2 separate regions of the Homo sapiens genome follow, and region 1 is linked to region 2. A link is an interaction called in ENCODE POLR2A ChIA-PET data of the cell type or tissue named here. Cell type or tissue: endothelial cell of umbilical vein. All regions are shown on one strand. Each heading gives the region's core, and the rest is flanking DNA. Links, peaks and the distances in the headings are about the cores only.

Region 1 (16,783 bases), core at 7,227-12,226, 110 kb before region 2:
AAGGTCTACAAACTATAATTTCATGTACCATAACACAAGGTCCCCTTAACGTAATGACAGATTGGGAGAGCACAGATAAGACTAGCAAAGGCTTGAATCATTTAAGAATTTTAATGATCAAAATCTGAGATAAAGAGTATGTATAGGTATCTATGTATGTATATATGTGTAGGTATGTCTGTATCTTTTTTTAAAATTTTTTAGTTCTTTGTATATTATAGCCAATTACTTTTCTCTTTTCCCTTCTATGACAGATTCAGGTATTTATCCCAAAATTAAATCTACCTCTCTGACTTGGTTGCTTTTTCTCTAAATTTTATATATTTTATATTCAGGAATTATAGATAAGAAGTAATATAGACTATGCCGAGAAGCACAAAAGTTCTGATTACTAAGCAAATTGAGGGAAAAAAGCACACATTAGTAGTCAAACTTGTGGCAGCCCACCATACCAGCAAACCCAAAGCAACATGTATTTAATGCTGTTGGGACCAGAGCATGCAGAAGTAATGCTTAAAGCTTTCACAGCAAAGTGGGGAAAGGCCACATATTAGAGAGAAGGAGGGTTGTGAAAAGGGCTATCAGATCTATGGAACATTCCTCAAACCTATGGAAAATCTGAAATTAACACTTTGAATCTTTATGAATTCCGAACTCGTTCTTTCCTTTCACTGAATACACAGGCATGTGCCTGGGATGTGTTCTATCGCATAACAGGCAGAGGAAACGTTATCCTGGGAAAGGGCTCTCTACTTCAAGTGTGCTAAAGTTTATGTAAAAGGCAGTAGAAATAGACTGTTTATGTTAGAGGTGTATAGAGAAGAAAATTGGGGAGTAGGAGTCAAGGTAATAGTAAGAAGTCTCCAAAAAGGAAACCTCACCAGGCATCAACACAGACCTCTATCCTCTAGTTTTCCCCAGGAAGCTATTTTTTACAGTATATTTAAAACCCCTAATTTATAGCCCAGTTATCACAGTTAGGGTAAGATGTTAACTGTAACAGTTTAATCCTAGTCTTAGAATACTATTCTTCTATCAGATTTCACAACATTTGTTTCATATGGGTTATAAATCAAAAGTACCTTTAGGATAATATCTGGCCTAAATTTAAACGGCTCATCTAATAATTTATACCTCTGGATGGGCAACATGAGATGCTTTTAAATTTTTTAATTATTATTTTATTATTTAAGAAAAAATTTTTGAAATTAATAGAGACAGGGTCTTGAAATGTTGCCCAGGCTGGTCTCAAACTCCTGGCCTCATGTAATCCTCCTGCCTCAGCCTCCCAAAGTGCTAGGATTACAGGAGTGAGCCACCGCGCTTGGCTGAGATGCTCCTTATTAGCAAGCCCACATCTTTTTAACAGAAACACAGTTTTTACTGGGTCACTAAAATGTACTGAGCAAAATCTTTTAAGAAAATATTGATAGCATATAGATCAACACTGGCAACCATCAAATACATACAGCTTTCAATCTTTTTACAGCATCTTCACAGATGTGCATTCCTCTTGATTCATCAACTTCTACATGGCCAAGGTACTGTAGAAAGAAGGAAAAGTTAGGGCTATTGCTATGTTTACCAAGTAGCTACTATACAGTAAGCATTAGGTGAAAATTGAATACAGGTTGAACATTCCAAATCTGAAAAAATTTGAAATCTGAAACACTTCTGGGTGTCAAGCATGTTGGATAAGAGACACACAACCTGTATTGAAATTCCTACACTCAAGAAATACACAGCCAGTGAAAAAGAGTTCAGATAATGTAACTTTACATATTCTCAGTGTCCTCATAGGAATAAGATTTAGAATAATTATTTCAAAAAGGTGTTACAGGTGAGTAAGTGAAGAAGTACACAGTAGGCACTAAACATTACCTGAATCTACTGGATCTGAAGCATAATAGCCTGCGCTAGACACAGTTACTATGTCTCTACACATAAAAGTAATCCTAAGACAAAGTATATATACATATCTTTTAAAAAGCACAAACAAAAATGACAGTTTTTCAAAGACTGAAGAAATCACACATTCCTTTTATGGGGAGCATATAAGAGCATGGCAGATCACCAAAACAAATTTTATGAAGGTATTACATCTGAGCTTGAAAAGATACATAAAATTTGAAGAGGCAAAAATTGAAAGGTTGAAAGACTATTTCAGGCTGAGAGAAATACATAAAGTTATAGGTGTGGAATAGGATAACTATGTATCAGTGCTGGGACTCAGAACACGTTACCCCAAAGTATGGTGCTGAATGCTTTGAACTAAAAAAGAACCAAGGTCTGACCTTCTCTTGACCTCCTGACTCTAACTCCTCCTTCTCCCCTGAAGAGCAGGAGGGGCTTTCTCTGAAGCTCTCTTATCTGCCCAAAGATAGATCCTTCAAAAAGGAGCTCAATTGTTATTTATGCCCTCCCTGGGAATCTTATCAACTGGGGTAGATTAACTGTATCACAGAAGAAGAGACTAACGGTCAACACCCCAGACTCTGTCACAGGCTATCACCTATTCTTCTGAGGGCTGCTCCAGACAACTTGTATTATAGGAGAGACTTTTTATCTGCATAACAAGGCAAGCTTTGCTCACCGTGCATTTCCTCCCCTCATAGTCCCATAGGTTGTCACCACCTCCCCTCAAGTCCCTATTCCTTTCTGTAGCTCAGGATGCCATAAAAATGTCAATCATCTGGCCTTCAAGTTTGATATTTTGTGAGACTCTTATGTACAAACACATAATAAATTTTGCCTTTTTTTTTCCCTGCTAATCTATCTACTGTCAGTTTATCTCACATACTCAAATACTGAATGTTCAAAGGGTAGAGGGAAAGTTCTCTTCTCCCCAGCATCAACAAATAGTCTTGTTTGGCTTGAATATGAAATACATGCACCTGGGGAATTGAGGTGCTAAAATGGCACTTAACCCTAGAGACAATGGAGAACTAACAAAGTTTTTTTTTTTTTCAAGGTAGTAATATGATTCAAGGTCTGGTTGCAGGTAATACGGAGTAGACACACTACACCCTGTCCTTCCCACTGACTGAAACCTTAAAACCTGAACAGAATTCACAGAATAGGTACTTAAGCTTTCTGAAAAGTAAACAGAAGATGAATCAGAGTAGAATACCAGAATTCAAAGTACTATGGAAATGGCAAGGAATTTACCTCCCCTTTCTCTCTTTGGTACCTCCAGACTGAGAAAATAACTTTCATCTGAGGAATGCAAGTCCTTTTAATTATCAGGCCAATAGAGACATTAAGATGAGACTGCAATCACGCTCTACTACCCACTTTGACCCATGTATCCCTCTCCTGAAAATGCTTGCTACTGCCACAAGTAGCTAGAAATAAACCTAATAATGTCACACCAGACACTATAACCCACACCCTACCTATTGCTTAACAATGTATAGCCAATCACTAGTCAATGTTATTTCTGTAAACCAATGAGAATTCCTGACACACAACTTTTTATCAGCCCACTCCCTGTCCCCTTCTTTTGCTTTTAAAACTCCACTTGCTTGCTGGGTATGGTGGCTCAAGCCTGTAATCCCAGCACTTTGGGAAGCCAAGGTAAGAAGATCATCTGAGGCCTGGAGTTCAAGACCAGCCTGGACAACATAGTGAGACCCTGTCTCTACAAAAATAAAAAAATTAGCACACACCTGTAGTACTAACTATTCAGGAGGCTGAGGCAGAAGGATTGCTTAAGCCCAGGAGTCCAAGGCCGCAGTGAGCTATGATCACACCACAGCACACCAGCCTGGGTGATAGAGAGAGACCCTGTCTCTAAAAACCAAAATGAAATGAAGAAAACTTTTTAAAATAAAAAACAAAAATCCACCTGTAACTGCTAACTGAAGTATACATCCAGGGCAACTTCAATCTATGCTTCTGGGTTGCAATACTCAACCTTGGCCCAAATAAACCTTCTACTTACATTAATTTTGCCTCAGCTTCTTCCTTTTAGGTTGACAAGCCTGAACTTCTAGCCAGAAATCCAAAAGCGAGTGCTGTGATACAGAAAGATGTCTGGGAAAATCTCTCTAGCTCTGGTTTGAGGACCAGGAAATGGAACTCCTAAAGCTCAGAGAGAGTACAGGAGTCCCCCTCTCTTTTATTGGTTCTCTTACATCTCAGCCACCAGGAAATCCTGTGATGGTGTGATAGCAGCAGAGGTAGCAACAAAAGAAACCCCTGCAAGAGCCACACCTCTAAGGCAGGGGGAACTGCCTCTCTGTTTGGTAGAATGGTGATTCCAGGAAGATGGGGCCAATCCCCCTTTTGCTTTTTTCCTTTCTCTCTGATCTCCTGCCATTTGATCCTAGATACAAGTGAAATTGTGGGACTTCATGGTAGTGCAGGCCAACCAGAGCCCTAGGTTTCTGGCTAGAGGTCAAGAAAGGGGAGCTCCAGGGAACCAGAAAGTACCAAAGAAGGCACAGGAAGGGAGGAGCTTGAGAAAGACCATGAATTTGTTTGTGAATTCCTAGGCTCACCCTGCAGCTGCACAGGTAAGAATCTGATTCTAATTAGCATACTCAGGACTTTGACAGCTGAACTAATATACAGACCACCTCCTGGTTCCCAAACTGACCCCTAGGTGACATACACACAGAATAGATCAGAATAGCACCGCAGATCAGAATAGCATTGCAGAGGCTTTGAAAACTAAACTGATGGCCGGTCGCGGTGGGTCACGCCTGTAATCCCAGCACTTTGGGAGGCCGAGGTGGGTGGATCACTTGAGGTCAGGAGTTTGAGACCAGCTTGGCCAACATGGCGAAACCCCGTCTCTACTAAAAATACAAAAATTAGCCAGGCATGGTGGCAGGCGCCTGTAATTCCAGCTCCTCGGGAGGCTGAGGCAGGAGAATTGCTTGAACCTGGCAGGCAGAGATTGCAGTAAGCCGAGATCACCCCATTGTACTCCAGCTTGGGCAACAAGAGAGAAACTTTGTCTCAAAAAAAAGAAAAAAAAAAGAAAAAGAAAACTGAACTGATATTGGAACCACATCCCACAGAAAGTGAGTAAGAACTTGTAGCCTGAGACCTAACTGGACTGACTGGCATAGGAAATGTTCATTAAAAAGGAATTAACATTTACTGATTACCTACTGTGTGCCAGAAACTGTGCTGGATGCTTTATATATTTTGTCTAACCTAATAACTACTCAGAAAGGTATGTTTGATCACTTGATTTTAAAACTGAGGAAAGGAAATGAGGTTCAGGAGTGCTGAAAAACTTTCCCAAAGTCATACACACAGCTAGTCAGGGAAGAATATGGTTTACATTCATGACTTCAAAGTCCAAAGTTCTCACACTTGACTTTACCACAATTCAAGAAAACTTTTCCTGATTTTTCATTCCTATTATAAGGAAATTTAAAAAAAAAACAGGTTCTTTCCACATTTTTTCCTACAATTTTTAAAAATAAGAGTCCTTTCCCTGGCAAATTCTTCCTCTGGCAGGGCTGAAACTGTCAATTACAAGTGAGCCTCTCTGAAGACTCAGTGAAAACATCTAAAATAAGTTCATCATTATTCATACTTTCTCATTTCCTCTCAAGTTACAGAATTTCCACTTGGAAGAGAATTATTATTATTTTTTTGAGACACAGCCTCACTCTGTCGCCAGACTGGAGTACAGTGGTGCAATCTCAGCTCACTGCAATCTCTGCCTCCCGGGTTCAAGCGATTCTCCTGCCTCAGCCTCCTGAGTAGCTGGGACTACAGGCGTGTGCCACCACACCCAGCTAATTTTTGTATTTTTAGTAGAGATGGGATTTCACCATACTGGCCAGGCTGGTCTCGATCTCTTGACCTCGTGATCTGCCTGCCTCGGCCTCCCAAAGTGCTGGGATTACAGGTGTGAGCCACTGCACCTGGACTTGAGAATTATTAATATGAGGCGGACTAGGAGGCTTAATGACATTTTGGAATATGGTGCTGTAAAAGTACATCATTATTGAGCAAAACTAAAAAAATAGTTAAAAATCTAGTATCTGCAATTTCTGAGTAAGACTGGTTCTTAGAGATGACTCTAGCTCATATACATGGTCCTGTAGGACATAGATTTACTCATTTTTAAAAAACATACAGTAAAATTCACTCTTTTTGGTTTAGAGGTCTATGAGATTTGACAAATGTATACAGCTGTGTAACTACCACCACAATCAAGTCTGATCACTCTCAAAAATTCCCTCATGATGCCCATTTGTAATCAACTCCTCCGCCTGCCCTCCCCCACCACACCCAGTCCCCAGCCTCTGCAACTACTGATCTGTTTTCTATTCCTATAATTTTGCCTTTTAAAGAATTATCATATTGGCTGGGCGTGGTGGCTCACGCCTGTAATCCCAGCACTTTGGGAGGTGGAGGCAAGTGGATCACTTGAGGTCAGGAGTTTGAGACCAGCCTGGCCAATATGGTGAAACCCCATCTCTACTAAAAATACAAAAAGTGGCTGGGTGTGGTGGCAGGCTCCTGTAGTCCCAGCTACTCAGGAGGCTGAGGCACGAGAATTGCCTGAACCCAAGAGGCAGAGGTTGCGGTGAGCCAAGGTGGCATCAGTGCACTCCAGCCTGGGAGACAGAGCAAGACTCCATCTCAAAAAAAAAAAAAAGTCATATAAATGGAATCATACAGTATGTTCTCTTTTACCACAGAGTAGTATTTCATCATATGCATATATCACTATGTTTATCCAATCACCAGTTGAAGTATATCTTGGTTATTTCCGGTTTTGGTGATAATAAATAAAGCCATACTATTCCTTTATAGGTTTTCATATAAGAAATTTGGTCATATGGTAATTGAATGTCTGACTTTATAAGATACTCTTTCCCAAAATGTCATCACAATTTTACCTTCCCACCTGCAATGTATGAGTTCCAGTTGCTCAGCAATTGGTATCGTCTCTTTTTTAAGCCATTCTAATAGGTACATAGTGGTATCTCTTGCCATTTTAATTTGCATAATATCCCTAATGACTGATAGTTCTTGGCATCTACTTATCCACATCTTTTTTTTCTTTTTATTTGTATCCACATCTTATTTGATGAAGTATCTGTTTAAATTTGTCTATTCTTAAAAAATTATGTTTCTTTCCTGTTGGGTTTAGAGAGTTAATAATACACTCTGGGTTCAAGCCTTTTGTAGACATGTTTTGCAAATGTTTTTTCCTAGTCTCTGCCTTTACTTTTCATTCATTTTTGTTCTGAGACGGAGTCTCGTTCTGTCGCCCAGGCTGGGGTGTGCAATGGCGTGATCTCAGCTCACTACAACCTCCGCCTCCCAGGTTCAAGCAATTCTTCTGCCTCATCCTCCTGAGTAGCTGGGATTACAGGCATGTGCCACCACACCCGGCTAATTTTGTATTTTTAATAGAGATGGGGTTTCTCCATGTTGGTCAGGCTGATCTGGAACTCCCGACCTCAGGTGATCCACCCGCCTCGGCCTCCCAAAGTGCTGGGATTACAGGCATGAGCCCCATGTCTGGCCAATTTTTCATTCTCTTAACAGTGTCTTTAGCAAAGCAGAAGTTTTCATCTCGATGAGGTTAATTTTTTTTAATATACTGTTTTTGGTATTATAGCTAAGCAATCTTTGCCTAGCTCAAGTTCTCAGAGGTTTTTTGATTTAGATTGTAAGTGCCACAATGGTAGGAAACTTGTACGTGTTGTATTCATTCAGGTATGGTAACCACTAGTGTGTGTCATATATAGTAGTGCTAAATACATATTTATTGCATGAATGAATTCATCTGAAATTTCAGCTTGAGCTTCTCCCTTCTCAGTCCTCTTCTCTCTCTCTTTTTCTCTCTCACAGCTGGGACACCCATCTTCTCTTGCCCTTAAACATTAATTTGCAGTTGGTTGACTCTATGGATGCGGAGGGCTGAGTGTATACGCAAAGTGTTTAGTATGTACCTAACAGTAAACACTCAGTATATTTTAGACTTTGAGCAAAAGTAGGATTTTAGGAGTTTCTGACTACTCTCTTTGAACTTCCCATAGCTTTCACCCTTAATACACAAATTAAACACTGATCCTTATTCCTCTCTTGAACTCCAGTACCAAGTTTTGACTCTCAGCTCACTGCACTTGTTACTTGACCTTGGGAAGGATACTTATCTTGTGACTCAGTAGTGTTGTTTCAAGAATTAAAAAGAGTTTATATATTTGAAGCACCCAGCGCAGTGTCTGGTAATCAGTAAGTGCTCAATAAAATTTTAACTGTTATCTGATTTCTTTGGTGGCCTTCAGAGCTTAGCTTGTTGAAAACTGCACCTCCTGTACCTCTGATGTTTGTATTTACCTGCTTATTTCTTTTACTAATACCTCAGGTCTCAACAGCAGGGGCAAACACTTCAAAGTATTTTCTTTTCTTTTGAGACAGGATCTTGCTTTGTCACCCAGGCTGGAGTGCAGTGGTCCAAACATAGTTAACTGCAGCCTTAGGCTCAAGCAATCCTCCCACCTCAGCCCCCAAAGAGCTGGGACTACAGGCACACACCACAACACCCAGTTAATTTTTGTATTTTTTTTGTAGAGATGGGGTTTTGCTGTGTTGCCCGGGCTGGTCTCAAACTCCTGAGCTCAAGCATTCTGCCTGCCTTGGCCTCCCAAAGTGCTGAGATTACAGGCTTCAGCCACCATGCCTGGCCTTAAAGTATTTTCCAGTTCTTCCTCTTCACTTGACTTTCAATCAGTTCCATATATATATTTTTTTCATAGTCACATTTCCCTGATCAGAAATTTTGTTGCTCTCAATTATTTGCCAATTAAGTAGAAGCAAAAAATGGTTAGGGATCAAATCCTTGATTTGCAGCTTTCTGGCTTCATGGTCTTGGGCAAATTACACGACTTGTCTGTGTATTACTTGTCTGTGTCTCAATTTCCTCATCTTCTAAAATGAGAATACAGCAGTAACCACTGGCAGTTTGAGGATTAAATGACTTAATACCTACAAAGTACTTAGAACCATGCCCCACACATAGCAAATACTATATATGTCTTCGCTTTTTAAGTACAGATTTAGTATAGTATCCCACGTGTTCAGTCTTGTCTACTGTTAGGGTTTTCCAGAGAGACAGAACCAATAGGATGGATGGATGGATGGTCAGATGGATAGATGAATGAATGAATATTTACTACAGGAATTGGCCATGCAATTATGGAGGATAAGAAGTCCTATGACAGGCTGTCTGCAAGCTGGAAACCCAGGGATACCAATAGTGTGGTTCAGTTCAAGTCCAAAAGCCTTAGAACCAAGGAAGCTGACAATACAACTCTCGGAGGCTGAAGGCCTGAGAACCTGGGGGTGCTGCTGGTACAAGTCCCAGAGTCCAAAGGCTGGAGAGCCTGAAGTCCTAATGATTTTCCACGCATATATTTCATAGTCTCTTCTATGGTCTATTATCTCAAGGTCTTAAAGTGCTAATTCTCTTGTTGTCTCTTATTGTATAATCCTTTATTATATCTGCTAATCATTCCTACATAAGATTTATAACATTTAAAAAGTTATAAGGTCATCTTTACTGATGCTAAACTTTTTGGGAGGAATTTCATGCATTCTGGATTATGAAATTTGCTTCTAGACTGGGTGCCATGGCTCAGGCCTGTAGTCCCAGCACTCTGGGAGGCCGAGGTGGGAGGATCACGATGTCAGGAGATCAAGACCATCCTGGCTAACACGGTGAAACCCCATCTCTCCTAAAAATACAAAAAATTAGCCGGGCGTGGTGGTGGTGGGCACCTGTAGTCCCAGCTACTCGGGAGGCTGAGGCAGGAGAATGGCATGAACCAGGGAGGCGGAGCTTGCAGTGAGCTGAGATCGTGCCACTGCACTCCAGCCTGGGCAACAGAGCAAGACTCCGTCTCAAAAAAAAAAATTTTTTTTCTTCTAAAAGATACCTGATATGGTTTAGCTCTGTGTTCCCACCCAAATCTCACCTTGAATTGCAATAATCCCCATGCATCAAGGGCACGACAAGGTGGAAGTAATTGGATCATGGGGGCTGTTTCCCTCATGCTGTTCTTGGGATAATCAGCTAGTCTCATGAGATCTTATGGTTTTATAAGCGTCTAGCATTTCCCTTGCTGGCTCTCATTCTCTCTCCTGCCACCTTGTGAAGAGGTGCCTTCTGCCACGATTGCAAGTTTCCTGAGGCCTCCCCAGCCATGAGGAACTCTGAGTCAATTAAACCTCTTTTCTTTATAAATTACCCAGTCTTGGGTATTTCTTCATAGCAGCATGAGAACAAACTAATACAGTACCCCAGCCGTATTACTATCCTAAGACCTATTTTACATTAATATGGGGATTCTTATACCATGCAGGGTTATGACTTATGAAGTCCAAACCTAGGATTTCAATTTTTTCTAGGAGGCTCCTTTTTTTCCATTTGAGTCCAGGCAAGCTTCTCTTTCTGCTTTTTCTTCTAGTTCTCTATTTCATGGATTGTAAAGCCCACAGGAGGTTCCAGTTCTATGCTGGGTTCTCAGTTCTAATTATCTGCTTTGTGTAAGTCCAGTGCCTTCAAAATGGATGGTGACACCAAAGACTTTAGCTAATAAATTCTTTTTTCTTTTTTTTTTCTTTTTTTTGAGACAGTCTCACTCTGTTGCCCTGGCTGGAGTTCAGTGGCATGATCTCAGCTCACTGCAACCTCCACCTCCTGAGTTCAAGCAATTCCTGTGCCTCAGCCTCCCGAGAAGCTGGGATTACAGGCGTACGCCACCACACCCAGCTAATTTTTGTATTTTTAGTAGAGATAGAGTTTCACCATGTTGGCCAGGCTGGTCTCGAACTCCTGACCTCAGATGATCAGATGATCCATCCACCTGGGTCTCCCAAAGTGCTGGGATTACAGGGTGAGCCACCACGCCCAGCCTCATAAATTCTTTCTCTCCTAGGCTGCTCCATCAGCTGTCATCATTCCTGCCTTGCTTTCAATTCCCTTTTAATTTCTATTAACAGGAGAGATGTGTCTTCACTGAAAACTCAGCTATCCAGAGAAAAATATTGTTTATTTGTTTAAAAATGTATTCAACCCCCCGATTCTAAAATAAAACAACATTAAGCAGTTGTCTCCACTGCCCCTCCCCACAGCCCCCGGCAACTACCAATCTGCATTCTGTCTTTATGGATTTACCTATCCTGGATATTTCACATACAGGGAAGCATACAATATATGGCCTTTCATGTCTGGCTTATTTTACCTAGCATACTGTTTTCCAGGTTCATCCACACCATAGCATACATGTATTTCAATGCTTTTCATACCTGAGTGACATTCCATTGTATGTATGTACCACAATTTTGTTTATTCATACTACCATCAATGGACATTTGGACTGTGGTGAATAGTAGTGCTATAAACATGTATTTTTCTTGAAGTACCTGTTTTCAATTCTTTGGGGGTATATAACTAGCAGTGAATTGCTGGGTCATATGGTAATTCTATACTTAGCTTTTTGAAGTACCACCAATCTGCTTTTCACAGAAGCTGAACCACTTTACATTCCCACCAGCAATGTATGAGAGCTCCAATTTCTCTACATCCTTGCCAACACTTGTTGTTTTCTGTTTTGTTTCAAATTATAGCCAACCAAGCGAGTGTGAAGTGGTATCTTTGTGGCTTTGATTTGCATTTCGCTGATAATGATGTTGAGTATCCTTTCAAGTGTTTGTTGGCTAGCTGTATATCTTCTTTAGGTAAATTTCTTTTTTTTTATTTTTTAAATTTGAGACAAGGTCTCACTTTGTTGCCCAGGCTGATCTCGAACTCCTGGGCTCAAGCGATCCTGCTGACTCAGCCTCCAAAAGTGCTGGGATTACAGGCATGAGCCACTGTGCCTGGCCTTCTTTGGAGAAATTTCTATTCAAGTCCTTTGCCCATTTAAAAATTAGGTTGTATTTTTTGTTGAGATATAAAGGTTCTTTATATATTCTGGACACTAGATCCTTATCAGACATATAATTTCCAAACATTTTCTCCCATTCTATAGCTTCTTTTCACTTTCTTGATAATATTCTTTGATGCACAGTAGTTCCTAATTTTGATGAAATCCAATGTATCTATTTTTTCTTTTGTTGCTCATGCTTTTAATGTCTTATTTAAGAATCCACTGCCAGATCCAAAGTTGTTAAGACTAGCCTATGCTTCCTTTGAAGAATTGTATGGTTTTAGATTGTTGATCCTTTTTTTTTTTTGAGATGGAGTCTTGCTCTGTTGCCCAGGCTGGAGTGCAGTGGCGCGATCTCAGCTCACTGCAACCTCCACCTCCCGGGATCAGGCAATTCTCCTGCCTCAGCCTCCCAAGTAGCTGGGACCACAGGCATCTGCCACCATACCAGGCTAATTTTTGGGGGTTTTTTGTGTGTGTGTGTTTTTTTTTCGAGATGGAGTTTCGTTCTTGTTTCCCAGGCTGGAGTATAATGGCACAATCTCGGCTCACTGCAACCTCCACCTCCCAGGTTCAGGCGATTCTCCTGCCTCAGCCTCCCAAAGTGCTAGGATTACAGGTGTGAGCCACCGCTTTAGTATTTACTTTTAGATCCCATTTGTTGCTATTTTTGTGCCTATTTGTTCTTTTCTTTTACCCAGACTGCTCATCTGCGATACTTTTTCATGTATATTCATCAGCAGAACTGCTCTATTGTTTTCTTTTTTTGCACTATCTTTATTAAGTTGTTGTAGCAGGATTTTGTTAATGCTATAAAAGTATCTGAAAACTGTCCATTATTTTCCTATATACTCTGGTATAGTTAAATAGCACAGGAATTACTCTTTGAGTGTTTGACAGAACTGACCTATGAAACCATCTATATTAGTTCCTTTTAGATAAAGAGACAGTTTTTGGTTTTGTTTTTAACAGCTCTATTTTTTTAAGGTTTGGGGCCTATTCGACTTTTCTTTTCCTGCCTTAGTTAACTAGTAATGTATAGTTTCCTAGAATATTTACAGCTAATCTAAAATTTTAAATGTATTAGCATAGGCTGGGTGCGGTGGCTCACAACTGTAATCCCAGCACTTTGGGAGGCCAAGGTGGATCACCTGAAGTCAGGAGTTCGAGACCAACCTGGCCAACATGGTGAAAAACTCCGTCTCTACTAAAAACACAAAAAAATTAGCCAGGAGTGGTGGTGGGCGCCTGTAATCTCAGCTACTCGGGAAGCTAAGGCAGGAGAATAGCTTGAACCTGGGAGGCGGAGGTTGCAGTAAGCTGAAATTGCGCCACTGCACTCCAGCCTGGGCGACAAGAGCAAAACTCTGTCTCAAAAAAAAAAAAAAAAAGGTATTAGCATATACTCCAAGTATTCACATATCTTAATTTCTTTGGGTTCTGTGGTTGGGTCTCCCCACTTTCTTATCTGTAGTATTATATACCTGTGCTTTCTTTCATTTTCCATATTAAGGCTCATTTCTACTACTACCTTCAACTCAATCCCTCAATGTTTTCATTTTATATTAATAATAAAATGAGAAAGTAGAGCTTTATGATCTCTGAGTTACCTGTAGGATCTGAGGAATGGATACAGGTTTCAAAGTATTTCCAATGGGCATCATTCTATCACTTAGCTTAATCAGTTCAATTGGTCACATATAGCTATTTATGCCAGCCAAAAAGACAAAAAAAAAAAAAAAAAAAAAGGAAGACTTGGTAGAAGGGAACAAAATTATTTCATTTATGAACTATTATAGAAACGTGGAAATAGAAATAAGCTTTGTGTCTTATTAGACTATGAGAAAAACATGCCCACTGAAATAAACATTATTAAAGAGATCCCTTTTCTTCTCTGAGACACTATCTCGCTGAAGAATTGCAGCTGATTTATGCTTAATGGCTAAAATATTTGACACTGGGACTTCTTTTGTTTGTATGCCTTTTCCAAACTCCTTCTGAGTAAGAAACTTTTATTCACAAAAATGTACTTTAGAAAAACTAGTATGTGGAATTTCATTCTTAGATGAATTAAGTCATTTTTCCCTTTCTTGAAAAAATTATTTAAAAAATAGATTCCCTCCCCCTGCTTTCGTGATTTATCCATCACAAGAAATGCAGACCTCTGATGTGAGAGACTCTATAGTCAGCAGTTCCCAACATTAACAAAAGTGACATAATATTCATCAAGTTATAAGGAGCTTTACAGCATCTTAACACATACATACATAGCCTATGCTATATAGCAAACATAGTATGCAGATGCGCACAATACAGTAGCAAAACTTGTTTTGAGTCTTTAACCAAAGAGGAATAGTTAAATTAAAATGGGCTATTCTTTAACTATAAATTTGGACTACAATTCCATCTGAATAGACTGTATGACCTAAGCAGATGTGTTTAATCATGTAAGTTTAGAACTGAAAAAAATGTGAGATCCCAAAACTTTACTTTTCAAACGTGACATAAGGTGTCCAAAAAGTGAGTTATACAAGGTCATATAACTTAGTAAATTAACAGAGCCAGGAACAGAACTCTGCTCTTTTGATTTCTAGATCTATCTTCTTTCAACTACCTCATACAACCTCTCTGTTAAAGCTTACCTGCAACTCTCCTATTTAAGTCATGGTTTACAGTTTACTGTTATTACATATATTAACTTATCATTATTCTTCTTTAAAACAAAGAGAAGATGACAGAATTGGAGTACAGTTATTTTGCAACCCTTAATGAATAAACCCAGGCAAAGATCATGAAAGAACTACTGCTATTTTCATCACGAGAGAATGATAATCAGCTATTGCGTGCCTTCTGGGGAATTAAATATAACCAAGCCTCTAAAACTAACTACCCATTCAAAAGAAGTAAAGAAAACAAAGGAACATGTTAAACAAAATGAGTTTTGGGCATTCTCATCTTGCTAAGCAGAGAAGGATTAGATTTCAGGACCTACCAGAGGAATGGGCTACACTGAACACCCCAGGCTTTCATCTGGAACAACTGGAAAAGTATGGCCTAGGAATGGAAGTAAATCAGAGGAAGACAGAGCCTTGCCAAAACTATAATCCAGCCTCAATTCTGTTAATACAAAATTTCACAAGGGCATTATTACAAGAAAGGAAACTTTACAGGCCAATCTGTCTCAAAAACAGATGTGAAGTTTCTGAACAAAATATTAGCAAACAGAATCCCTTAATATACTCAATAAATTCAGCTTGATCATGATGAGTACTAAGCTGAGTTTATTTCAGGAATGTAAAGTTGGTTGACTATTCAAAAAATCTAATCAGTGGAATAAACCAATTAACAATTAAGATAAAAATCATAATCATCTCGGCTAGGCATGGTGGCATGCGCCTGTAATCCCAGCTCTTTGAGAGGCTGAGGCAGGCAGATCACATGAGGCCAGGAGTTCAAGACCAGCCTGGCCAACATGGTGAAACCCTATCTCTACAAAATATACCAAAATTAGCCGGGCGTGGTGGTGCCTGCCTGTCTCAAAAAAAGCAAGACTCTGTCTTTAAAAAAAAAAAATCATAATCATCTCAATAAGTACACGAAAACTTTTGCTAAAGTTCAGTTTTCATTCATAGTTTTAAAAATATATCTTAATTGCCCAGGCATGGTGCCTCACACCTGTAATCCCAGCACTTTGGGAGGTCAAGGTGGGCAGATCACTTGAGGCCAGGAGTTTGAGACTAACAAGGCAAAACCCAATCTCTACTAAAAATACAAAATTAGCTGGGAGTGGTGGTGCATGCCTGTAATCCCAGCTACTCGGGAAGGCTGAGGCATGAGAATTGCTTGAACCTGGGAGATGGAGGTTGCAGTAAGCCAAGATAGTGCCACTGCACTCTAGCCTGGGTGACAGAGCACAACTCTTGTCTCAAAAAAATGTATCTATATCTACATCTTAACTAAGAATAGAGGGGAACTTGCTTAATTTGAGAAACTGTGATAAGACTGAAAATGAGGCAAGAATACTTGCTATCACCAATTCTACCCAGTGCTGTACCACAAGCTCTGCCCAGTGCAATGAGGCAAGAAAAAGAAATTATAAAAATTCAAATGGAAGATATACAACTGTAATATTCATAGACTATATTATTGTGTTAGTAGAGAAAACAAAGAAGATTCAAATAAAATACTATAATAACTGCATTTAGTAAGGTTGCTAGATCTAATTTCAATATACAAAGTGGTTAATATTTTTATAACAGCAATAAGCAGAAAATTATATTTAAAAATTTACCATTTACAACAGCATCAAAACTGAATGCTTGATTTCATCCCCCATTCACAAATCTACTCTTCTATCAACAGTCTTCCCCAAATTAATATATGGGAACTCCACCCTTCCAATTGCTCAAATCAAAAACATTGGTACAGTTCAGGTGCAGTGGCTCACACCTGTAATCCCAGCACTTTGGGAAGCTGAGGTGGGAGAATTGCTTGAGGCCAGGAGTTTGAGACCAGCTTGGACAACATAGTGAGACCCCCCCACCCCCAACCTCTACAGAAAAATTAAAAATCAGCCAGGCATCTGTATGTAGTCCCAACTAGTCAGGAGGCTGAGGCAAGAAGATCACTTGAGCTCAGGACTTTGAGGCAGCAATGAGCTATGAATGTGCCATTGCACTCCAGCCTGGGTGACAGAGGAAGATCCTGTCTCTTAAAAAACAAGCAAAGAAAAAAAAAAAGTTAACTTATCGTTCTCTTGTGACACTTTACAAATCTATCAATAAATGATATCAGCTCTACCTACAAAATATATCCAGAATCTGACCCTGTCTTACCACTTCCTCTGCCATCTCCCTAACATAAGTCAC
Region 2 (16,783 bases), core at 7,374-12,373:
ATCCCAGCACTTTGGGAGGCTGAGGCAGGCAGATCACTTGAGGCCAGGAGTTTCAGACCAGCCTGGCCAACATGGTGAAACCCCGTCTCTACTAAAAATACAAAAATTAGCTGGATGTGGTGGCACATGCCTGTAATCCCAGCTATTCAAGAGGCTGAGGCAAGAGAATTGCTTGAAAACCTGGGAGGCAGAGGTTGTAATGAGCCGAGATCGCACCACTGCACTCCAGCCTGGGCCATAAAGTGAGACTCTGTCTCAAAAAAAAAAAAAGGCATTAAAATGGCAAAAACCGCAATTACTTTTGCATCAACCTATACTGCATTTACATACAGGTTTTTGTGTGACTGTGTTTTCATTTTACTTGAATAAATACCCAGGAGTGAAACTGTGGACCATTCTGGTAAATGTACATTTAATTATATATTTTATATGTTTTAAATTTACATTAATAAATATTTTATATATTTTAAATATATATTTTGCATCAACCTATACTGCATTTGCATATAGGTTTTTGTGTGACTGTGTTTTCATTTTACTTGAATAAATACCCGGGAGTGAAACAGTGGACCATTCTGGTAAGTGTACATTTAATTATATATGACAACCTGCCAAATTGTTTTCCAAAGAGGCTATACCAACAATGAATAAGGGTTTTGGGGCCAGGGGCAGTAGCTCACACCTGTAATCCCAGCACTTTGGGAGGCCGAGGCAGGAAGATGGCTTGAGCCCAGGAGTTCCGAGACCAGCCTGGGTAACACAGTGAGATGCCATTTCTATAAAAAAGGTTTTTTTAATTAGCCGGGTGTGGTGGTACATGCCTGCAGTCCCAGCCACACAGGAGGCTGAGGTGGAAGGATCACTTGAGCCTAGGGGGTCGAGGCTGCAGTGAGCCATGATTATGCCACTGCACTCTAGTCTGGGTGACAAGGTAAGAGACTCCGTCTCAAAACAAACAAAAAAAAGTTTTTGGGCCAGGCGTGGTGGCTCAAGCCTGTAATGCCAGCACTTTGGGAGTCCGAGGCGGGCAGATCACGAGGTCAGGAGATCGAGACCATTCTGGCTAACACGGTGAAACCCCGTCTCTACTAGAAAAAAATACAAAAAATTAGCTGGGTGTGGTGGCGGGCGCCTGTAGTCCCAGCTACTGGGAAGGCTGAGGCAGGAGAATGGTGTGAACCAGGGAGGCGGAGCTTGCAGTGAGCCGAGATTGCGCCACTGCACTCCAGCCTGGGTGACGGAGCCAGACTCCATCTCAAAAAAAAAAAAGTTTTTGAATTTTGTTCTTTGAGACAGAATCTCAGTCTGTCACCTAAGCTGGAGTACAGTAGCGCAATCTTGGCTCACTGCAACCTCTGCCTCCAGGCTCAAGCAACCCTCCCACATCAGCCTCCAAATCACTGGGATTATAGGAGTGCACCACCACATCCAGCTAATTTTTGTATTTTTAGTAGAGATGGGGTTTCACCATGTTGGTCAGGCTGGTCTCGAGCTCCTGACCTCGTGATCCACCCGCCTTGGCCTTCCAAAGTGATGGGATTACAGGCATGAGCCACCGCACTTGGCTTTTCTTTTTTTTTTTTTTTGAGACAGAGTCTCACTCTGTCACACAGGTTGGAGGGCACTGGCGCGATCTCGGCTCACTGCAACCTCTGCCTCCCGCATTCAAGCAACTCTCGTGCTTTGGCCTCCCTAGTAGCTGGGATTACAGGCATGTGCCACCATACCTGACTAATTTTTGTATTTTTAGTAGAGACAGGGTTTTGCCACATTGGCCATGTTGGCATGGTGGCTCATGCCTGTAATCCCAGCACTTTGGGAGGCCGAGGAAGGTGGATCACTTGAGGTCAGGAGTTCGAGATCAGCCTGGCCAACATGGTGAAACCCTGTCTCTACTAAAAAAATACAAAAATTAGGCGGGCATGGTGGCATGTGCATGTAATCCCAGCTACTCGGGAGGCTGAGGCAGGAGAATTACTTGAACCCAGGAGGCAGAGGTTGCAGTGAGCTGAGATCACGCCACTGCACTCCAGCCTGAGCAACAGAGCAAGACTCCGTCTCAAAAAAAGAAAAGAAAGAAAATTTCATCAATTTCATGTGGAATTTATCATGACTTTTAAGGCAGTTTTAAACTACCTGTCTAAACAAAAATATTAAATATACTTACTCTTTCTAAAATCTTTACCCAAAGGGAGTAAGAAATAAGGGGAAGGGGCAGAGAGTGGTAGACTCCAAAATATTCAGTACTACACCCTGCCCAAATTCCAAAGTAATTTAATTAAACACTTTCCAAAAAAAAAATTCAGGTATTTTAGCAGCACTCTCAAAAGTCCAGGCATAATTTTACTAATAATTAACTTGTAACACTTTGTTATTCATAAGCCCTTATAGAGTATAACTTTTAATTCTATTCATTCAATAAGAATGTACTGATTACCAATCAAATCTCCAAAGAGTATAAGCAGTACGATAGTACTATATACAAAAATCACAGAATTTTAAAGGTTAGGAGAGATTTGAAAGAATAATCAAGATAATTTTACAGAGTAACAAAGTTTGGGGAGGATGAGGCTTCACCACACTAGATATCCACACTTATTATAAAGCTACGGTAAATAAGACAGTGTAATATTGACATAGGGATAGGCAAATAACACAAGAACAGGCTCACATGTATATAGAGATAAGATACATGACTTAAGATCCTCATTGAAATGAGAGGAATGAATGCTACTCAATAAATAGTGTTGGTCCTATTTATTTTGTATATTTAAAAAATAACGTACTCATTATTCACTATAATTTTTAGAATATTTCAGCATTAAAAAAACTTTAAAGATCATCCAGTCAAACACTATCACTTTATAAAAAGAGAAACAAAGACCCAGAGAAGACATTTAGCCAAATCATACGGGCAGGATAAGAATTAAACTCACATATCATGTTTATTAACATTCAATACATATATAAAGAGCTTCTCATTCACTCCTTAAGTCAGCCATGACAGGAATAATGACACCAAATCAGAAGTGGAGGAGACACAAAAGGTATGGTGAAGGACATGGCCAATCAGTACTATCATTTCCTGTGATGCCTAGACCCTCTTTCAAGGAAATTGGCCAAAAACTCTAGCCCTCTCCTGGAAGATTAATCTTATCTAAACCCAAACTAATGATGAAGAATAATTCTGTGGTCTCAGTATGCAGGGAACTCAGAAAGAAAGAAGAGAATTTTTGACCAGACATGGTGGTTCACGCCTGTAATCCCAGCACTTTGGGAGGCTGAGGCAGGAGGATCACCTGAGGTCAGGAGTTCAAGACCAGCCCGGCCAACATGGCGAAACCCCATCTCTACTAAAAATACAAAAAAATTAGCAGGGCATGATGGCACACGCCTGTAGTCCCAGCTACTCGGGAGGCTGAGACAGGAGAATTGCTTGAACCTGGGAGGCAGAGGTTGCAGTGAGCCAAGATTGCAGCAAGCCAGCACTTTGGGAGGCCAAGGCAGGCAGATCACTTGAGGTCAGGAGTTCAAGACCAGTCTGGCCAACATGGCAAAACCCCGTCTCTACTGAAAATACAAAAATTAGCTGGGCATGGTGGTGCATGCCTGTAGTCCCAGCTACTTGGGAGGCTGAAGCAGGAGAATCGCTTGAACCCGGGAGACGGAGGTTGCAGTGAGCCAAGATCACGCCACTGAACTCTGGCCTGGGTGACAGAGCCAGACTCCATCTCAAAAAAAAATTTTTTTAAAGTAGTAGTGCTATAGTAGGCCCAATTATTAGGTCCAACAATTTTCATCAACTTCCTTTTTCACTCAGTTTGTTTCCAGGGAATGTTAATTTTAAACGTTACATTTTCAGAGTCTCACAAAGACCAGTTAAACAGTGCTGAAAACTGTCAGAAAGTAGTTGCTCGTATTCTAAGACTCAATTAAAGTACAGAGAGAAGTGACTTATCTTCTCTAGAAAAGCAATTTAAGGTTACTAAGTTTGTCCACGGTCTGTTAATTCAGATAAAAATCTCCTTTGATAAATCACCCCTGAAATATATGACAGGAGTATAGGTAGTAAAGAGAAAGAAACTGATAGCCTATTTGCAAACTTAGAAATCCCGATTTAGGCCAGGCGCGGTGGCCCATGCCTGCAATCCCAGCACTTTGGGAGGCCGAGGCCGATGGATCACCTGAGGTCAGAAGTTTGAGACCATCCTAGCCAATCAACATGGTGAAACCCCGTCTCTACTAAAAATACAAAATTAGCCAGGTGTGGTGGTGCACGCCTGTAATCCTAGCTACTCCAGAGGCTGAGGCAGGAGAATCGCTTAGAACCTGGGAGGCGGAGGTCACAGTGAGCCAAGATCGTGCCACTGCACTCCAGCCTGGGTGACATAGGGAGACTCTGTCTCAAAAAAAAAGAAATCCCAATTTAAACTTGGGCCACTACTACTGCACAATGATATGCTCAACAACAAAGTAAAACTGACTACATTTAATTTAATCCATTTAGCACTGAAAGTTAAGAGTATGAGCTCTGGAGCCAAACTATCTAGGTTTGAATCCCAGTTCTACCACTTACTCTATGATATTGGGCAAATCACTTACCTTCTCTATCTCAGATTCCCTACCAGTAACATAAAGATTATAATAGTAGCTGCCCTCACAGGAGTTATCATGAGGATTAAATTAGTTAGTGCATGTAAAGCACTTAGAACGCTTCTTGGAATGTAGCATTGGCTGCTGCTAGTACTAATATTATCATTATTATCCGATACTTTACTAGGCTATCAGTTCTCACAAGTGGCCCAAATATAGAATAGTTTCCTAACCAGATCACACTATTTTAACATTCTTGAATCAGTGATTCAATCAGTGAATCAAATTCAGAAAGTACCTCTAGGCTGGGTGCAGTGGCTCACACCTGTAATCCCAGCACTCTGGGAGGATGAGGTGGGAGAACTGCTTGAGGTGAGGAGTTCGAGACCAGCCTAGACAACATAGCGAGACTTCATCTTTATTTTTAAATTTTGTAATAGAAAAAAAAAATGAAAAAACCATAGCTCTCTACAAAACACAGCCTGAAGTCTTTCTTTTGAATCATTCAACTTATCAAAGTTCCCACCAATATTAACCAATAGCAAATATTTACTCCAAAAAATCAACATGAATTATCACTATATGAAAGTTCTGAGAAATCTTCTATTTGGAATAATTATTTCATTTTATTTTTAATTATAAATCCATCTCCCATCTCTGCTCTTACAAATGAGAATAAATCTGGATCCATAAGTAGTAATAAAACACACAATCTTTTACTAAGATATTTACTATCAATCTGCAAATTTGCCTTTGTCAAAGATATTCACCAAAAAAAAGTAAGTGTGCAATATATTTAATCATCTGGAAAACACAAGTTACAACTACTCTAAAATGCCACTTTATACTCACTAGAATGACTAAAATCAAAGGGACTAACAACTCAGGTAGTGGCAAGGATGTGGAGCAACTGAACTTATAAACTGCTGATGAAGTATTAAAACGGTATAACCATTCCATGGTTCTCTTTGGAGAACCATTTGGCAATTACTTTTTTTTTTTTTTTTTTTTGAGACAGAGTCTCACTCTGTCACCCAGGCTGGAGTGCAGTGGCGCGATCTCGACTCACTACAAGCTCCACCTCCCAGGTTCACGCCATTCTCCTGCCTCAGCCTCCTGAGTAGCTGGGACTACAGGCGCCCGCCACCACGCCCAGCTAATTTTTTTGTATTTTGAGTACAGACGGGGTTTAACCGTGTTCGCCAGGATGGTCTCGATCTCCTGACCTCGTGATCTGCCCGCCTCAGCCTCCCAATGTGCTGGGATTACAGGCATGAGCCACTGCACCCAGCCGGCAATTTCTTATAAAGTTAAACACACATGTGCCCTGTGACACAACAATTCTGCTAGGCATTCACCCAAGAGAAATGAAATGTTCACAACAATACTTGCAAAGCAGTGTTTATAGCAGCCTTCTCATTATAATAACCAAAAACTAAAAATGATCTGGGCTCAGTGGCTCACGCCTGTAATCCCAGCACTTTGGGAGGCTGAGGTGGGCAGATCACTTGAGGTCAGGAGTTCGAGACTAGCCTGACCAACATGGTGAAACCCCATCTCTACTAAAAACACAAAAATTAGCAGGGCATGGTAGTGCACGCCTATAATCCAACTACTTGGGAGGCTGATGTGAGAGAATTGCTTGAATTGAAAAGGTGGAGGTTGCAGTGAGCCAAGATCGCACCACTGCACTCTAGCCTGAGCAATAGAGCAAGACTCTGTTTCAAAAAAAAAAAAAAGAAAATGACACAAATATCAATAGAAGAATGGAAAAACAAAGTGTAGTATATTCATAAAATGACATATTGTGTCACTTAGAAATTATCTGTTGTCTACAATAATGATGTAGAATTTACTATACAATGAGGATGCCTATTTTTAGCCTTATTTTTAGTTTCTTCAAATTCTGTCTCATTTTAAAGTACATTTTAAACAGTCTCTAGTTGAAGATCATTTTGATTCTGAAAATAACCTTACTTTTTGTTTAGTAACTCACTTGGGTTTTCTTATCACAATAGAAACTTTTGAAGGATTTTTGTTTTGTTTTGTTTTTGTTGACGGAGTCCCACTCTGTCGCCCAGGATGGACCACAGTAGCGTGATCTCGGCTCACTGCAACCTCTGCCCCCTGGGTTCAAGGGATTCTCCTGCCTCAGCCTCCTGAGTTTTAGCTGGGATTACAGGTGCATGCCACCATGTCTGGCTAATTTTTGTATTTTTAGTAAAGACACGGTTTCACCATGTTGGCCAGGCTCGTCTTGAACTCCTAATCTCATGATCCGCCCACCTTGGGCTCCCAAAGTGTTGAGATTACAAGCGTGAGCCACCGTGCCCAGCTTTGAAGGATTTTTAAATTGGTACCTTTCAGAAGCAAATAAGTCACAGGGTTTTATTAAATGACACTCTTATAGAAACTCTTGGCCGGGCGCGGTGGCTCACACCTGTAATCCCAGCACTTTCGGAGGCTGAGGCGGGCGGATCACGAGGTCAAGAGATCAAGACCATCCTGGCTAACATGGTGAAACCCTGTCTCTACTAAAAATACAAAAATTAGCTGGGCGTGGTGGTGCCTGCCTGTAATCCCAGCTACTCGGGAGGCTGAGGCAGGAGAATCGCTTGAACCCAGGAGGCGGAGGTTGCAGTAAACTGAGATCGTATCACTGCACTCCAGCCTGGTGACAGAGCAAGACTCCATCTCAAAAAAATAAAGAAAAAAAAAGAAACTCTTAAATATATTTGTACCTATATATTTTTTCTCTCTCTTTTTTTTTTTTTTTTTTTTTGTTGAGACAGGGTCTTGCTGTTGCCCAGGCTGGAGTGCAGTGGCACGATCACAACTCACAGCAGCCTCAACCTCCTGGGCTCAAGTGATCCTCCCACCTCAGCCTCCCGAGTAGCTGGGCCTACAGGCACACACCACCATGCCTGGCTAATTTTTGTATATTTTATAGAGATGAGGTTTTGCCATGTTGCCCAGGCTGGCCTGGAACTGCTGAGCTCAGGCAATCCAGCCTCCCAAAGTGCTGGGATTACAGGCATAAGCCATCACGCCTGGCCTATTTTTCTCTTAATCGTGCTCAGTCCATATTCATCTAACTGAAGTGTTCTCTCCAGAAATTACTCATGTAAGAAGAGACTGGCTTAAAATGACTACTGTGATGGAAACAATGCCATAGGGAGATACAACCTGGATCTGAGGTAAACTGAATACTGTAATCAACAAACTGGCTTACAGCTTGCAATTTTCTATTGATTATGGTTTCCTCAGTAAAACAACAGATGTAAGAAACAAAAAAGGACTACTACTCAGCAATAAAAAAGAATGTATTACTGATTAACACAATAACATGGATGAATCTCAAAAGTATTAAGCAAAAGTAGTGATGTTCATTTTAAAAATGCATATGGAATGATTCCATTTACATGAAATCCAAGAACACATTTAAAAGCAGAAAGTAGCTAGGGAGAGGGAGGGCAAAAGAACTTGGCGGGGACATGAAACAACAACTTTCTACAGATCATTTGTACAGATTAAGTCACAGTTCTGAATATTATTCATCCCTAGATTCCACATAAGGATCAGGGATCACCCAAAAGAAAAATGGACCAAGAACAGGAATAAGCAACTTCACTTAAAGGAAATGTTAATGATCATATTTTAAATGTCCCACTAGTGACCAAATAAATACAAATTTCAGAAACCAGTTACTATTTCCTATCAAATTTGCAAATATTTTAAAATAATAACATGCTGGCAAAGCTGTATATCTCAATCTCATACACTGTTAATGGAAATGTAAACTTGTACAGCCATTCTAGAAAGCAACTGTGCAATGTTTTGCTCTCCTGAGAGCTCTAGAAATGTTAATACACTTTGACTTGATAATTCCACTTACAATAATCTATTTTGAGAATACAGAAATACTGAAAGTCATATTTAGCAATATTCATTGTGTTTTATAATAATCAGAAATTAATAAACGCTCTAAGTGTGAACACAATATAAATTGGTTCTATAAATAATATATCCATTAGTGGAATATTCTTCAGCTGTTTTAAAATGTTTTCTGGCTGGAAGCAATGGCTCATACCTTTAATCCCAGCACTTTGGGAGGCCGAGGCAGGTGGATCACTTGGGGTTAGGAGTTCAAGACCAGCCTGGCTAAAATGGCGAAACCCCGTCTCTACTAAAAATACAAAAATTAGCCAGGTGTGCTGACGCACATCTGTAATCCCAGCTACATGGGAGGCCAAGGCACGGGAATCGCTTGACCCCGGGAGGCAGAGATTACAGTGAGCCGAGATTGCGACACTGCACTCCAGCCTGGGCAAGACAGCAAGACTCTGCCTCAAAAAAAAAAAAAAAAAAAAAGTTTTCAAATAATTGTAATAAAAATAATAAACACATATTATATGATGTTGTTTAAAAAGCAGCCTCCAAAATTATCTATATAGTAAAATATGCACGAAGAAAAAACAGAAACAGACAATAAATGTTAATGTAATTTTTTAAAATGAATTAGGGGCCAACATCATAGAAACTATGATTATATTTCACAAGTGTCTGGGTTTCATTATAAGAACACAAGTGATATCCCTCACTAAGTAGGTCTAGTGGAGGGGAGAACAAAAAGACTAAAAGAATAAGAACATTCATTAAAGGAAAAAACCATTAGCATTATTTCAGATATGAATACGCAACTTATCAAATGAAGTCAAAGTCCTTCACGGTATCTTAACAAATCTATAATCAAGAAAAAGTTACAGAACTCAGTTCAATGCAAATATATACCAACCATGTTTAATCCAAACTGGGGAAAATAATTAGATGATTTAGTGATTTTCCACAGAACTGAGCTCAGCTCTTTTACAAAGCAACAAAAGAAGGGAAAGAGACTGCCAGAAGTCAAGCCAGCAACCTGATTTCCTAGGAAATTAGTTTTTACTTGGCAAAGTACCAGCCTCTAAAGAAGCACAACTCTACAAATAGAGATGAGACACATAAAACTCGAACACTCTGTAAAAAAATGTATGCTTTTCCCTTTGCTCTTAAGATCTCTAAAAGTGAATAATTAATGACTATTAAAAACAGGGGGAAAAAGACCCAATTTAGAGTTAAACATTCTAAAAACAGTAAGTTTCTTTCAAAATGCTAAGCAAACCTTACAAATTGTAAAATAATTATATTTTTGTTATTTTGAAAATTAAAAGGAAAATATGCCATTTCTAACCTTCAGTTAGGATTACATGGGAGACTTTAATATTAACTATATTAATTATGGATTTAAATTTATCAAGGTTAATACAATCTTTACAACACTTCTATGTTTTTAATCATCACTACAGAACATTTCCTTGAATTTTCAATTTAAAAAATAAAACCTTTACATGTGATCTTCCTTCAGAAAAAGGCTATGTGTAATAATACAAAAGAAGAGTCTTCTTAAGATAAAAAGGGTGCTAGGATAGGTGAATTAAAGAGGAGAAAGGAGAGAGAAAGAGAAAGGAACAGGTATGAATCTTTTCTTCCTTTAAGTCACATGTTTAAGGACCTGACCCTGATTTCTATTTAATGGCTTAGCACTGGAAGCTTCCAAATAACTAATGACACAAGGATGCCCAGTAGGCAGAGAAATAGCAGCTGAACTTCATTTACCGTTCAAGTATAAGGTTAACATAAGGATGAAATTATATACAACCTGTATATTTAAATCAGTGGATTCATTTATAACCTATTCTTGCAACTCTAAACTGCTTCCCTCATACAATGACCCCAACTGCCACTCTAGACCAAAAGGCCAACAAATTGCTATTGGAAAAATTAGTGATAAAGCAGAAAATTTTATTAAACTTTGTAACAAACCAATAAACAAAAAGTAATGGTCTCAACTAATGCTGCTGGGACAACTAGATATCCATATATATATATGGATATCCATATATATATATGGATATCCATATATATATACATCCATATATCTATAGATATCCATATATATATACACATCCATATATCTATAGATATCCATATATCTCAACAGAAGAATTGTTGAGCCCCTTCCCCCACACTGTACACAAAAATTACTGCAAAATGGATCACAGACTTAAATGTAAGAGCCAACTCTATAAAACTCTTAGAAGACACTGACATGGAGTGAACAAAATTAAGAAAAAATAAACTAAAACTCTTACAAGAAAACATAGGTATAAATATTCACAACCTTGGATTGGGCAATAGTTCTTAGATATTGTATCAAAAGCACAAGCAACAAAAAAAACAAATCGGCCAGGGGAGGTGACTCACACCTGTAATCCCAGCACTTTGGGAGGCTGAGGCGGGCGGATCACGAGGTCAGGAGATCGAGACCATCGAAACCCCATCTCTACTAAAAATACAAAAAATTAGCCGGGTGTGGTGGCAGGTGCCTATAATCCCAGCTACTCGAGAGGCTGAGGCAGAATAGTATGAAACCGGGAGGTGGAGGTTGCAGTGAGCTGAGATCGCGCCACTGCACTCCAGCCTGGGTGACAGAGCGAGACTCCGTCTCAAAAAAAAAAAAAAAAAAAAAAAGGACTTGAGCCAGCGTGGTGGCTCCTGGGTCATGGGCCAGGAGTTTGAGGCCAGGCTGGACAACACAGGGAGATCCCTGTGTCTAAAAAAGAAAAAAAAAAAAAGCTGGACTTTATTAAAATGAAAAAACTTTTGTGCTTCAAAGAACATCAAGAAAGTGAAAAGACAGCTCACAAAATGGGAGAAAATACTTGTAAATCATTATGTCTGACAAGGAACTTATATCCAGAATATATAAAGAAAACATATATTACAACTCAATAATAAAAAGACAAACCAGCTTTTAAAAAATCGGCAAGCATATAAAAAGACACTTCTTCCAAGAAGATAGACAAATGGCCAATAAGCATATGAGAAGATTCTCAACATCACTAGCCATCAGGGAAATGCAAATCAAAACCACAATTAATTTCTACTTTAGGCCAGGCACAGTGGCTCACTGTAATCCCAGTACTTTGGGAGGCCAAGGCAGGCAGATCATGAGATCAGGAATTCGAGTCCAACCTGGCCAACACAGTGAAACCCCGTCTCTACTAAAGATACGAAAATTAGCCTGGCATGGTAGTGCACGCCTCAGCTGAGAGGCTGAGGCAGGAGAATAGCTTGAACCCAGGAGGGAGAGGTTGTGGTGAGCCAAGATCACGCCACACACTCCAGCCTGGGCAACAGAGCAAGACTCCATCTCAAAGAAAAAAAAATTCTACTTTATACTCACTAGAATAGCTCTACTCAAAAAGCAGAGATCAGCCTGAGCTGTGACTCACACCTGTAATCCCAACACTTTGGGAGGCGAGGAGAAAGAAACGCTTGAGGCCAGGAGTTCCAGACCATCCTGGGCAACATAGCAAGACCCCATCTCTACCAAAAAATTTAAAAAATAAAAATTAGCTGGGCATGGTGGTGCAGTCCTAGCTACTAGGGAGGCTGAGGTGGAAGGATAGTTTGAGCCAGGAGTTTGAGGCTGCAGTGAGCTATCATGCCCACTACACTCCAGCTTGGGTGACAGACCAAAATTCTGTCTCAAAACAACAATAAAAAAAATAAAATAAAAGAGGTAATAACAATTGTTGGCGACAATGCAGAAAAACTGGAATTCTCATTCTCACTGCTGGTGAGAATGTAAAATGGTGTAGCTGCTTTAGAAAACCTCAAAAGAGTTACCATATAACCTAGCAATTCCACTACTTATGGGCATATACACAAAAACAATGAAAAGAGACCCGGCACAGTAGCTCACACTTGTAGTCCCAGCACTTTGGGAGGCCGAGGCAGGAGAATAGCTTGAGCCCAGGGGTTCAAGACCAGCCTGGGAAACATAGTGAGAGACCCTGTCTCTGTAAGAAAAAAAAAAGAAAAAAGAAAGAAAAAAAAAAAACGGGCAGGAGTGGTGGTGCATGCCTATGGTCCTAGCTACTCAGAGGCTGAGGTGGGACCATCTCTTGATCCTGGGAGGTTAAAACTGCAGTAAGCAATGATTGCACCACTGCACTCTGGACTGGGCTACAGAGCAAGATCCCATCTCAAAAATAATAATAATAATAAATTGTTTAAATTGTTTTAAAAGGAAAAAAGAAATGAAAACACATGTCCACACAAAAACTTTTATGTGAATGTTCATATTGGCTCTATTTGAATAGCCAAAAACTAGAAATAATCCAATGTCTATCAGCAGAAGAAATTTTTTAAATTGCAATATATCCATATTATGGAATACTACTCAACAATAAAAGGTAATGAAATATTGATACACAAATAACATGGAAAATCTCAAATTAATTAGGCAGAATGAAAGAAGTCAGACAAAAAAATATATGTATATACTACATGATGCTATTTATATAAAATTCTAGAAATTGCAAACTAATCCATAATGACAGACAGCAGATTAGGAGTTGCCTGCGGGAATAGAAAGGGAGAGATGTATTACAAAAGGTAGAAAACTTTTGGAGTGATCAGTATGTTCCTTACCTTAGCTGTAGTGTATACATATGTAAAAACTCATTACACCATTTACTTTTTTTTCTTTTTTTGAGACAGGGTCTGGCTCTGTCGTCCCATCTGGAGTGTAGTGGTGCAATCTCAGCTCACTGCAACCTCTACCTCCTCGGCTCAAGTGATCCTCCTGCCTCAGCCTCCTGAGTAGCTGGGACTACAAGCACATGCCTCCATGACTGGCTAATTTTTGCATTTTTGTAGAGATGGAGTTTCACCATGATGACCAGACTGATATCAAACTCCCAAGCTCAAGCAATCTGCCTTCCTTGGCCTCCCAAAGCACTGTGCTGGGAATACTGGTTTGAGCCACTGCACCCAGCCCTGTTTACCTTAAATACGTGCAGTTTCACCGTACATCAATTGTACCTGAATAAAGCTATTTTTAAAATGCACATGCCATGGTGGGGGAAGAGAACTATACTAGCCTTTCTGAAAATGGTATGTTTGGGTAAGAAAAAAGTAGAAAAAGGATGGGTACAGTGGCTCACGCCTGTAATCCCAGCACTTTGGGAGGCTGAGGCGGGTGGATCACTTGAGGTCAGGAGTTCCAGACCAGCCTGGCCAACATGGTGAAACCCCATCTCTACTAAAATTACAAAATTAGCCAGGCGTGGTGGCGCACGCCTGTAATCCCAGCTAATCAGGAGGCTGAGGCAGGAAAATTGCTTGAACCTGGGAGGCAGAGGTTGCAGTGAGCCGAGACCATGCCATTGCACGCCAGCCTAGGCAACAAGAGCAAAACTCCATCTCAAAAAAAAAAAAAAAAAGTAGAAAAAACAGGCTGAGAGGATTGATCGATTGATGATTGATTCATTCATTCATTGAGCTGGAGTCTTGCTCTGTCTCCCAGGCTGGAGTGCAGTAGCGTGATCTCAGCTCACTGCAACCACTACCTACCGGGTTCAAGCAATTCTCCAGCCACAGCCTCCCGAGTGGCTGGGATTACAGACGCCCACCACCAAGCCCAGCTAATTTCTTTTGTATTTTAGTAGAGACAGGGTTTCACTGTGTTGCCCTCTCGAACTCCTGAGCTCAAGCAATCTGCCCTCCTCCACCTCCCAAAGTATTTATTTATTTTTGAGACAAAGTCTCACTCTGTCCCCCCACGCAGGAGTGCAGTGGCGCAATCTCGGCTCACTGCAACCACCACTTCCCGGGTTCAAGTGATTCTCCTGCCTCAGCCTCCTGAGTGGCTGGGATTACAGGCACGCACCACCTTGCCCGGGCCGAGAGCTTTTAAATATGACAAACCTTTTTAAAGGTCAAAATATTGGCTGGGCACAGTGGCGGATGCCTGTAAACCCAACACTTTGGGAGGCCAAGGCTGGTGGATCACGACATCAGGAGATCGAGACCACCCTGGCTAACACGGTGAAACCTGGTCTCTACTAAAAATACAAAAAATTAGCCAGGTGTGGTGGCATGCACCTGTGGTCCCAGCTACTCGGGAGGCTGAGGCAGGAGAATTGCTTGAACCCGGGAGGCGGAAGTTGCAGTGAGCCCAGATCGTGCCACTGCACTCCAGCCTAGGTAACAGAGCAAGACTCCATCTCAAAAAAAAAAAAAAAAAGTCAAAATATTTAACTGATCCTCACATGGTAATAGCTGAATTTTCAGCATCCATTGATGGAGAAAATAATCAAAACACAACCAAAGCTACCCTGAATTGAGGCAAGCCTTTAAAATAAAGATGTTTAAAACTCATCTCAATATTTATTTGAAGAATGAAACTATATATACATACATACATATGTTTAGAACATATTGCTTTAGTCTACAATTTTTCTCTAGATCACAAGGTCAAGAGATCGAGACTTTCCTGGCCAACATGGTGAAACCCATCTCTACTGAAAATACAAAAATTAGCCAGGCGTGGTGGCGTGCGCCTGTAGTCCCAGGTACTCAGGAGGTTGAGGCAGGAGAATTGCTTGAACCCAGGAGGCGGAGGTTGCAGTGAGCCGAGATCACGCCACTGCACTCCAGCCTGGCAACAGAGTGACACTCCGTCTCAAAAAAAAAAAAAAAAGAAAGTAGGCAATATTTGATGAATATATGGATTTAAGAACTCTAGATACCTGCAGAAAACATCCTCCCCAAACGAGAGACTTGCAGGGAACAAATTGAGAACCACTGATAAAGATACCCAATGCCAAGGAGATTCAATACAGTACTTAAATATTATCTTAAATAAAAGAGGTCAAGCCTAATGAAAATTTATCTAATAGGTTCCCTAGCTATATTTCATAATTCAAAAGAATTTAGAGATTAGCTGTAACACTACTAACGTGGGTGCAGATATTTAAGAATTTACTAGCCTAGGCAACACAGGAGATCCCAACACTACAAAAAAAGTTAAAAATTAGGTGGACATGATGGCATGTACCTGTAATCCCAACTACCCAGGAGGCTGAGGCAAGAGGACTGCCTGAGTCCCAGGAGTTTAAGGCTGCAGTTAGCTATGATGGTGCCACTGTACTGCAGCCTGAGTGACAAAGTGAGACCCTGTCTCAAAAAAAAAAAAAAAAAAAAAAAAAAAAAAAAAAAAAAAAAACTTACAGCTGATTTATAGCTGGATAAAATAAAGATTCACGTTTTTCCAGAGATGGACTAGACTGAAAATGTGACAAAGTCAAAAAGAATTCAAGATTCCTTTTCATGTCTAAATGAAGTTTAAATTTCATAGTACAATTTAATATACAAGACTCTTTTCCAGTCCACACAAATAACACAGAGAAAGTTTTTTACCTCCCACCTGCTTCGGTAAAAATGCTGGGTCCTTGCAACAGTAAATGTAGCTAACATTTACTGGGCATTTACTATGAACTAAACAGTATGTTAAATTGTTTAACTTTACATGGATTATCTCATATAACCTTCAAAGCCATTTATTTTGAAGATAAGAAAACCAGCAAAAAGAGTTAACTTGCCTAAGAAAGCAGAGCTGAAGGTGAATTCAGGCAATTGGAGTTCATTTTACCATACCACCTCCTATTAGTTCACGTCATAAACTCAGCCCCCAATGTGGGGGAGGGGTTCCATCATTCATCAGTACATTTATGTAAATCAGAGAATAACAAAAAAGATAAAAGTCCTGACTGCAAAAAATTAACAACTTATGAAGAAATGAAATTTAATATTGCAAAATAACTTTTTCTTTTTTTTTTTTTTTGAGATGGAGTCCTGCTCTGTCGCCCAGGCTCGAGTCCAGTGGCACGATCTCAGCCTACTGCAACCTCCACCTCCCAGGTTCAAGTGATTCTCCTACCTCAGCCTCCCGAGTAGCTGGGACTATAAGCACTCCCCACCACACCCGGCTAATTTTTGTATTTTTAGTAGAGATGAAGTTTCACTGTGTTGGCCAGGCTGGTCTCAAACTTCTGACCTCAAGTGATCCTTCTGCCTCAGCCTTCCAGAATGCTGGGATTACAGGCATTAGCCACCATCACCAGACTTGCAAAATAACTTTAAAAAAAAATCCTAAACTGGGCGCGGTGGCTCACGCCTGTAATCCCAGCACTTTGGGAGGCCAAGGCGGGTAGATCACAAGGTCAGGAGTTCGAGACCAGCCTGGCCAATATGGTGAAACCCCGTCTCTACTAAAAAATACAAAAATTAGCCAGGCGTG

What was found. Peaks named below come from ENCODE experiments on the same cell type or tissue, not always from the same donor. Only the 100,000 strongest peaks of a DNase experiment are listed, where the experiment ranks them.
Region 1: POLR2A ChIA-PET joins it to region 2 with 5 read pairs; 9 of 35 experiments call an interaction of 5 or more read pairs at or near these places.

Annotation. Positions count from the first base shown.
Region 1 is chr14:73,321,661-73,338,443 of GRCh38, forward strand. NUMB (NUMB endocytic adaptor protein) reads right to left here. Exons shown (of 13, transcript NM_001005743.2): 5 at 1,470-1,544. Among named protein-coding and RNA genes, the nearest start is that of PAPLN-AS1, 84 kb to the left of the region's middle. In endothelial cell of umbilical vein, for the core only: no CTCF peak of the experiment used is centred there; no DNase peak of the experiment used is centred there.
Region 2 is chr14:73,429,688-73,446,470 of GRCh38, forward strand. The region is part of intron 1 of NUMB (NUMB endocytic adaptor protein); the gene reads right to left. Among named protein-coding and RNA genes, the nearest start is that of NUMB, 20 kb to the right of the region's middle. In endothelial cell of umbilical vein, for the core only: no CTCF peak of the experiment used is centred there; a DNase peak (open chromatin) is centred at 9,494.